Linked DNA regions of Homo sapiens: region 1 is linked to region 2. A link is an interaction called in ENCODE POLR2A ChIA-PET data of the cell type or tissue named here. Cell type or tissue: GM12878. All regions are shown on one strand. Each heading gives the region's core, and the rest is flanking DNA. Links, peaks and the distances in the headings are about the cores only.

The links. Peaks named below come from ENCODE experiments on the same cell type or tissue, not always from the same donor. Only the 100,000 strongest peaks of a DNase experiment are listed, where the experiment ranks them.
Region 1: POLR2A ChIA-PET joins it to region 2 with 7 read pairs; 3 of 35 experiments call an interaction of 5 or more read pairs at or near these places.

Annotation. Positions count from the first base shown.
Region 1 is chr10:117,477,289-117,481,680 of GRCh38, reverse strand. No RefSeq gene overlaps it. Among named protein-coding and RNA genes, the nearest start is that of EMX2, 63 kb to the left of the region's middle. RefSeq lists a silencer at 2,049-2,278. In GM12878, for the core only: CTCF peaks have their summits at 1,441 (motif pointing right) and 3,177; a DNase peak (open chromatin) is centred at 2,150; H3K27me3 peaks cover 199 bases.
Region 2 is chr10:117,366,966-117,371,357 of GRCh38, reverse strand. All of the region lies in intron 1 of PDZD8 (PDZ domain containing 8), which reads left to right. Among named protein-coding and RNA genes, the nearest start is that of PDZD8, 6.3 kb to the left of the region's middle. In GM12878, for the core only: no CTCF peak of the experiment used is centred there; no DNase peak of the experiment used is centred there; H3K4me3 peaks cover 298 bases.

The DNA of each region.
Region 1 (4,392 bases), core at 244-4,243, 110 kb before region 2:
TATCATCTTCACTCACCACCTTCAGGCATGGTTCAAGGCATTAGAGAGAGTATCATGATGACAGGCAGGACTCCCAGGTCTGAGCCAGCCTTGGCTTCACCTGCCTGAGTGACCTCAGAATGTCTCTCCCTTCTCTGGGCCTCAGATTCCTCCTCTAGAATGGGAGGGGTTGGCTTTGGGATGGGCCCTGGGGTCCCAGCCCTAATAGGGGACTTCCCAGCTAACCCCCAGCTATCACACAAAGGGGAGCTGTGGAAGCCGGACTCCTTGCCTAGCCGGTCCTCAGGCCACCCCTCCATCACTGAGTCCCAGGTGGGGCTCAGAGCAGGCGGCTCAGAGCAGCTAACTGGCTCTGTGTTCCTCTAGTACACTTTATTTTTTGTTTGTTTTGCTTTGTTTGAGACAGAGTTTCACTCTGTCGCCCAAGCTGGGGTACAGCCTCCGCCTCCCAGGTTCAAATGATTCTGGTGTTTCAGCCTCCCAAGTAGCTGGAATTACAGGCATGCATCACCACGCCTGACTAATTCTTGTATTTTTAGTAGAGATGGGGTTTCATCATGTTGGCAAGGCTGGTCTTGAACTCCTGACCTCAAGTGATCCACCCACCTCGGCCTCCCAAAGTGCTAGGATTACAGGTGTGAGCCACCACACCCAGCCTCTTCCTGTACACTTTAAACTTTGCAAAGGTATTCAAGGGGCTTCCCTTGCCATTCTATGATAATCTGTCCTTCTCCTTTTGCCCCAATATCCCCTTCCCCTAGTCTCAAACACCCAGATATACTTTTTAAAAATTTTAATGAAAGTAAACATGGCCCATTCTCAAACCTCCAAACAGAGGCCACAGGTAAAATTCCCTCCCAGCCACCAGCACCACAGGGAGAGTTTCACCTCGTTAAGGACACATCGCAGGGCAGCCACTCTGAAAACAGTACCTGGGGGTCCAGTGGAAGCACCTGCTCATCCAGGGCTCAGTTTGGTCCCCAGCACTGGGCAGGACACCCCCAGACAGATTCTGGAGCCCATGCACTGTGACCCCTGAGGAAGAATCAGCCCGAGATCAAAGCCCCATGATGGAACTAAGTCGTTGTGCCTAGGAGGGAGGATGGAGATGCCTGGAGTCATGTGGCCGAGACCCACCTCAAGGAGGGGCCCCAGCCCAGAAGGCTGCTGGCCTGCAGCTCAGCCAGAGAAACTCAGGGTTCCTAAGTCCCTTCTGGCTGCAGGTGAGGCTTGTATCTTTGGGTTCAGCCTGGAGAGGTGGAAGCAGGTGAGCACTCTCAGAGGTGATTGGGATGGTGGTGGGAGTCAGATTCCTAAAGACAAGCTTACCAGGACCTGGGAGGTCATGCCTGGTCTGCAAGGAAGACACTGTGGTTGGATGCAGCTGGCTGGACTGCAACAGGTCCACCTGATGCAAATCCCCTTTTCTTCTTCTGTGAGCTGGAAAGAACCTCCCTGGAGCCACTAGATGGCAAACAGGCTAGCTCAGGTTAAAGCCATCACCACCAGATGGGCAAATGGGCTAGCTCAGGTTAAAACCCTCACCACCAGATGGGCAAACGGGCTAGCTCAGGTTAAAACCCTCACCACCAGACAGGCAAACGGGTTAGCTCAGGTTAAAACCCTCACCACCAGACAGGCAAAGAGGCTAGCTCAGGTTAAAACCCTCACCACTAGATGGGCAAACGGGCTAGCTCAGGTTAAAACCCTCACCACCAGACTGGCGAATGGGCTAGCTCAGGTTAAAGCCTTCACCACCAGACGGGTGAATGGGCTAGCTCAGGTTAAAGCCCTCACCACCAGACTGGTGAATGGACAAGCTCAGGTTAAAGCCCTCACCACCAGATGGGTAAACTGGCTAGCTCAGGTTAAAGCCCTTGCCATCTGCATGGTACATCCACACGTGGTATAACAATGCCTTCCTTTTGCTCTATACCTGGCATCTATGTGCCCAATTTATAGATTCAGGCTGGCCTGTGCTCAACTCCCAGCCCCTCTATAAACAAGCTGGCCTCGGGAAGCCTCTTGAACTCTTTGAGCCTGTTTCCTCATCTGTAAAATGGGCAGGATAACAGTGCCTGCCCCACTAGACTTGTGAGAGTCAACAAGAGAATGCACACACAATGCTTGGTGGCTTGCGGGCACAGAGGAGGCTGCTCTCTTGCTAAAGATTAAATGCACCATTGCCTTTTGAGGAAGTGCCTCCTTGCCACTTGCCATTTCTGCCTCTGTCTCATCCTGCTGGAGACTCAAAACATCTGAGGGGGGCTGGCTGCGGTGGCTCACGCTTGTAATCCCAGCATGAGCCTTTGGGAGGCCGAGGCAGGTGGATCACTTGAGGTCAGGAGTTCGAGACCAGCCTGGCCAACATGGCAAAACCCCATTTCTGCTAAAAATACAAAGATTAGCTGGGCATGGTGGTGCATACTTGTAATCCCAGCTACTCAGGAGGCTGAGGCAGGAGGATCGCTTGAACCCAGGAGGCAGAGGTTGCAGTGAGCTGAGATCACACCACTGCACTCCAGCCTGGGCTACAGAGTGAGACTCCATCTCAGAAAAAAAAAAAATCTGAGGGGCCCTCTCATTCCCCCACAGAACCAAGCAAAGCCCTGGTTAGGAGGGCTGGTCACTGTCCCCAGCCTTGGCTCCCTGGAGAGAAGAAACGGTGCCTCCCCAGGTGTCTGAGGAGGGGAAGAGGAGCCTTCCAAGGGAGCACTAGGATGTTCATCTCTTTCCCCTTCCCTGCCTCTCTTTGCTGGGCTAATGTTCATTGAGCCCCTGCAGTAAGCCATGCGTTGTGGGGGGAAGAGGATAAGAATCGTCAGGAAGGATTCAGACCTAGTTGGAGACACGCACCCAGAGAGAGAGAGACAAATAACACACCACAAGACAGCCATCCCTCTCTTCAACAAACAAGCACAGCAAAACTCTCCAACCAACTTCTGCCTTAGGAGTCGAGGATACAAAAATGAATGAGACACTGTCCCTGTCCTCAAAATGTTTACCGTCTAATAATATAATTCCACTCAGCAACTGAGGGCTTCCAGGGGCTTTGCATGCTTTGTTTCATTTGTAATCCTAACCCACTCTCATGCAGGAGGTCCTAGTATCCCCATTTTGCAGACGAGGAACCTTAGACTCTGGAATGTGTCCATCGTCTGAATAATCACCACTAGGTGTCCAAAGTGCTCTAACTAGAGCCTACACACGTTGCCTTGGGAGCTTCAGACTGACTTTTCAGAGCAAGTTGTGGTCAGGGAAGAATAGTGTCTGAGCTGCTTCTTAAATGACTCAACCTCCAGCAGGCCAGGCAAGGCAAGGAATTCCTGGAACAAGACTAGTATATGCAAAACACCTGGGTATAAAAGAACACAGGGGGCATGAGCTATTTGCTCAATTCTAAAATCTAAGAGGTTTTCAAGGTAATGGTGGGAGACGTAGCTGCGAAGGGAGGCAGAAGCAAGAGCTTTGAACAGAAACCTAAAAAATAGAACTTCTGGAGGCAATAGGGAGCCATTGAAGGTTGTTAAGCAGGGAAGAGAGCATCTGAAAGATCACAGGTCAGTAGAAGTAAACCATATTGTCAGGGCTCTGAGTCATGGGAGAGAAGAACATGGGTAGGGTGAGCCAACAAGGTTCCTAGAGGCAGGGCACTCCAGTTAGGCCCAATGCTCAGATGAAGGTAGCATGTTGATAGGAAAAGGCAATGGTCAAATTAAGCCACAGACAAGGCACATGAAACCTGGAGCATTTCAGACTCAGTCTTGGATTTCCCTGCCTCCACCTCAGCATGGGCAAACTAAAAAAGAAACAGCTGAGAAAGTGTCAGATGTATTAAATCCACTGAGTTCCTGTCTCGGGCTCTTGGGCTCTGCCTTTCATGCTATATTTAGATGCTCCAGAATTCTCCTCTGCTCAGGCGTGTCCCACACCCCCTCAGAAGAGTGAGCATGTTTCCTGGGCTCCCCCCAGCCTTTGCCAACCCCATCAAGCTTCCTGTCTGACCCCAAGACACATTTTCCAACCAGGGTTTGAGGGACTCCACATGGCCCAGCCCCTCTTCTCCCTGAGATCTGGATTCCACAAAGAACCAGCCAGAATTTGGCATTATTCTCCTCATGAAGAAAAGAAAGCCTCAATCCTTTCTTTGGCTGGGTTTTTCACCATAACTGGTTTTCATTAGCTTTTAAATGGAAAATAAATTTTCCCCAATGGAACATTGCCATTTATTTGCAGAAAGTCATTGTTCATTTCATATTTTTTTATGCTGAATGACCCAAGCCTGAGTCTGCTGAGGCTCTGTCCAGGGACCCCAGGGAGTGTGATTTAGAAACCTTCCTGGCAGGCACCAGAAGAGACAGTGTCCAGTTGCCTCCTATTAAGCCTGCAGGG
Region 2 (4,392 bases), core at 168-4,167:
CAAAAATTAGCTGGGCGTGGTGGCGGGCGCCTGTAATCCCAGCTACTCTGGAGGCTGAGGCAGGAAAATGGCTTGTACCTGGGAGGCAGAGGTTGCAGCCAGCCGATATCGCACCACTGCACTCCAGCCTGGGCGACAGGGTGAGACTCCGTCTCCAAAATAAATAAGTAAATAAATAAATAAACAAACTGGTGATGATGTGGGACTGATTCAAGTTTCAGATAAGAATGAATTACAATACATCTAAGATATAGCATACTTCTCACAGGGAAAATTAAACTAGCTAGTGTTCATCTTTTTTTACAGATGAGGAAATGGAGCTCGGAGTAGTTAAATAACTTGCTTAAAGTCACACAGCTTTCAAGTGTTGAAACGCAGCTCTGATAAGGCCAGGCCACCTTTAAACACACACACACACACACACACACACACACACACAAACTATGTTGTTCTTAAGTGATTTATTTTTTAAAAGCATGCCATCGATATAGTAAATATGTGGGATATCTTTCCAAACTAACCTAGAACTCTTGAGAAGAGTATGACTATAAAGCTGATTTTTTTTTCTTAAATTGGTCATTTTAGAGGATCCTTTTAAAAGTAAATCATGAGGCTAAATCTTTGGGTACTGTCCCACGTGGCATTTCTTTTTTAATTGAGCAGAATTGTGTTTCCAAATAGAAGAGACAGGTTTCACCATGTTGGCCAGGCTGGTTTCGAACTCCTGACTTCAGGCAGTCTACCCACCTCGGCCTCCCAAAGTGCTGGGGTTACATGTGTGAGCCGCTGTGCCCGGCCTAGTTTATTCTTTTTTAGCTATCTAATCTTCTTAGTAGAGCTAAAGCAGTAAAGAGAATTGTATGGAGTCTTACGATCCTTTGGCATTTGTAATCATTACATAACAAATATCTTGCCAGTTAACGTTGTTATTACTTCTTTCCCCCTTCATTTATTTTGCCTTTTTCGTGTTGCTAAAGTGAATCAGCCTCTCTGGACTGCCAGTTCCTGATGTTTCACCTAGAGATGCTAAGTTGCTCAAGTGGTTGCTTTCTAAGGACCCAGCTGACTGACATTTCATTTTACCCAAGTTAACAAACTTACAATGTTTGTAAAACATTTTATTTTACAAAATGAATTATAATATGTAGACAATATGTTTACAGATTTATTCAAGTTAGGAATTTCATTCATCCACCTCAATGTTAATTGGTTTGATTTTTTAATTAAAATAGTATATTATAATAGCAATATATTTTTTTAAATGAACCTCAGAATCCATCCTCAAGGGAGAAAGATTACCACTAATGTTCTTTTACTACGTGGATAATTCATCTTAAACATGGAGTCTGAGTAATAGTGTCTGGGTGGGGAGCTCTGTTTAGGGTTTAGGAGTCAAATATTTGAGATTCTTACGGATGCTTGTGTTCCTGGAGTATTATTGTATATAGACAAGCAGATTCAGTTTGCAGGTACTTTTAATTTGGCCTGCACTGTTTAAAAAATGGAAAATTCTGTGTGTTTTGGATTTGTGGCTTCTGTTAGGAAAAATTGGAATATCTTGTAGCGCCAGTGCTGCATTTCTCAGAGCAACAACAGGATGGAGAGATGGACTGTAGTAGCAGCTTTGGGGTTGAAACTCGGTGTGTAAGCTCCTAGGTGGAGTTTATAGTCCCCCCTTATTTGCTGTGCTTAATTGATGGTACTTGCCTGGCTTGGAGTTATATGAATTTGAGACCCGTACTGGAGGAGTAAATAGGGAGCATTACTGTTGCTGATTAGTGAAAATGAGAAGACTTAATAGCTGGAGTGGAGAGGGAGAGTGATCATTTTTATCCTTCTTTTAATTACATTTTTGAAGGGACTGTCATAGAGCAATTTTATTTTTTAAAAGACATTGTTGGCCAGGTGCGGTGGCTCACTCCTGTAATCCCAGCACTTTGGGAGGGCAAGGCAGGCGGATCACTTGAGGTCAGGAGTTCGAGACCAGCCTGGTCAACATGGCGAAACCCCATCTTTACTAAAAATACAAAAATTAGCTGGGCATGGTGGCACATGCCTGTAATTCCAGTTACTCAGGAGGCTGAGGCAGGAGAATCGCTTGAACCCGAGAGGCAGAGATTGCTGCAAGCCGAGATCATACCACTGCACTCCAGCCTGGGCAACAGAGCAAGACTCTATCTCAAAAAGTAAAAATAAATAAATAAATAAATAAAAGACATTGTCAGGCCTGGCGTGGTGGCTGATGCCTGTAATCTCAGCACTTTGGGAGGCCAAGGTGGGTGGATCACTTGAGGTCAGGAGTTCGAGACCAGCCTGGCCAACATGGTGAAACCCCGCTTCTACTAAAAATGGCACGCACCTGCAGTCCCAGCTGCTGGGGATGCTGAGGCATGAGAATTGCTTGAACCCAGGAGGCGGAGGTTGCAGTGAGCCAAGATTGCGCCACTGTATTCCAGTCTGGGCAACAGAGTGAGACTGTCTCAAAAAAAAAAAAAAAAAAAAAAAACATTGTCAATATAATGTTGAATTTTAAAAAGTCACTCTGCCAGAAAAAAAAAAATGCCTTGAAATGCAATCCATTTTTCTACCATGTAGTGATGGTAAGTAGATAGTGTCTCCTTTTTGTTCGAGTTTGGTGGATAGTTTGCTTTAGTGGAATGGGTCATTAATAACTATGTAAGCATTTACTTCACTGATCTCCAAAAAGGGGGGCATCAACTTATTGACAGTATATTTGAATTTAATGAATTGAGTGATCCGTATCTCAAAATCTTTCAAAGTAAATTCACAGAAAACTGACAAAATCATTTGTAAAGTCAAGTGTAATATGTTGTATTTATTTACTTTTTCATACTTTTTTCCTTTCTATTACATTGGAAAATATTTTAAAATAGCTACTAAAATTCCTTGATGGTTATAATAGTGACAGTTTTACTTACTAATGTTGATAGGAAATCTAACCTTTAATATTTGGGGAGAATAGACAATGGCATTGTGCATTACTCTAGCTATGCTGGAATAATCTTGTAATAGCTAATTTTTAACCTGTTGTGCTTTTTCTTGTACTGTTGCTCATATCTCTATATCTCGTCATATCTCTGTATAAGTTGAATTGCAAGATCATTGTCTTAGAGATGAATAATTATGTCATTTAAAAAATAGTCATTTATCTTCAGTAAGTGCTTAGTGCATACTACCTAGTGTTGCGGTGGGTATAGTAAACGTGATAAAAATGGTTATAAACTAGTTCATGCTATTATAGGGTTAGTCTTTCTAGGGAAAACAAAGAACACATAAAGCTTATTTTAGTGGCATTGGAAATATTTAAGCCCTTCAGTTTTGTGAGAAACTGGAACAGGAGAGATCAATATCTCTGCTCTGCTAAGGCAAACACCTGATTACTGTGGTACCGTATGTAATGCATTGTGACCTTAGCTTTTTTTTTTTTCCTCTCTCGTTGCCCAGGCTGGAGTGCAGGTGCATGATCTCGGCTCACTGCAACCTCCGCCTCCCAGGTTCAAGCAGTTCTCCTGCCTCAGCCTCCCACAGGCGTGTGCCACAATGCCCAGCTAATTTTTTTATTTTTAGTAGAGATGGGGTTTTGCCATGTTGGGCAGGCTGGTCTTGAACTTCTGACTTCAGGTGCTCTGTCTGCCTCGGCCTCCCAAAGTGCTGGGATTACAGGCATGAGCCACCACATTAGCTTTCTTAGCACACCTAAGTGTACTCCACCTAAATACCCAGTTTAGTGCTGATTTTACTTCTTGCACATTGGATTTCCTCCAGCTGCTTTGAATTATTTTAATTTCAGCTTTTAAAACACTTTAGATGGAGAATAATGTATTGATACATTACATCTTTGCTCTAGAAATTTGATTTATTCATTGAGGGGAGAATAGTCATTTTGAGGAGGCTATAATTTTTGTTTGTTTGTTTGTTTGTTTGTTTTGAGACGGAGTCTCACTCTTGCCCAGGCTGGAGTGCGGTGGCGCTATATTGGCTCACTGCAACCTCCACCTCCCGGGTTCAAGCAGTTCTCCTGCCTCAGCCTCCCAAGTAGCTAAGATTGTAGGCGTATGCCACCACACCCGGCTAATTTTCACATATTTAGTACAGACAGGGTTTCACCATGTTGGCCAGGCTGGTCTCCAACTCCTGGATTCTAGTGATCCCCCCGCCTCAGCCTCCCAAAATGCTGGGATTACAGGTGTGATTCACACCCTGCCGGGAGGCTATAAATTCAAATCAGTAATGTACAAGTATATTGGCTATCCCAAAAAGCCACAGTTTCTTCCTGGAAATAGCCAAAGCAGATCATTATAAAGTAGATTGTGTTGAAGGAGCATGCCTGATCAAATACTAAACGTTGACTTACAAGTATTACTAACAATC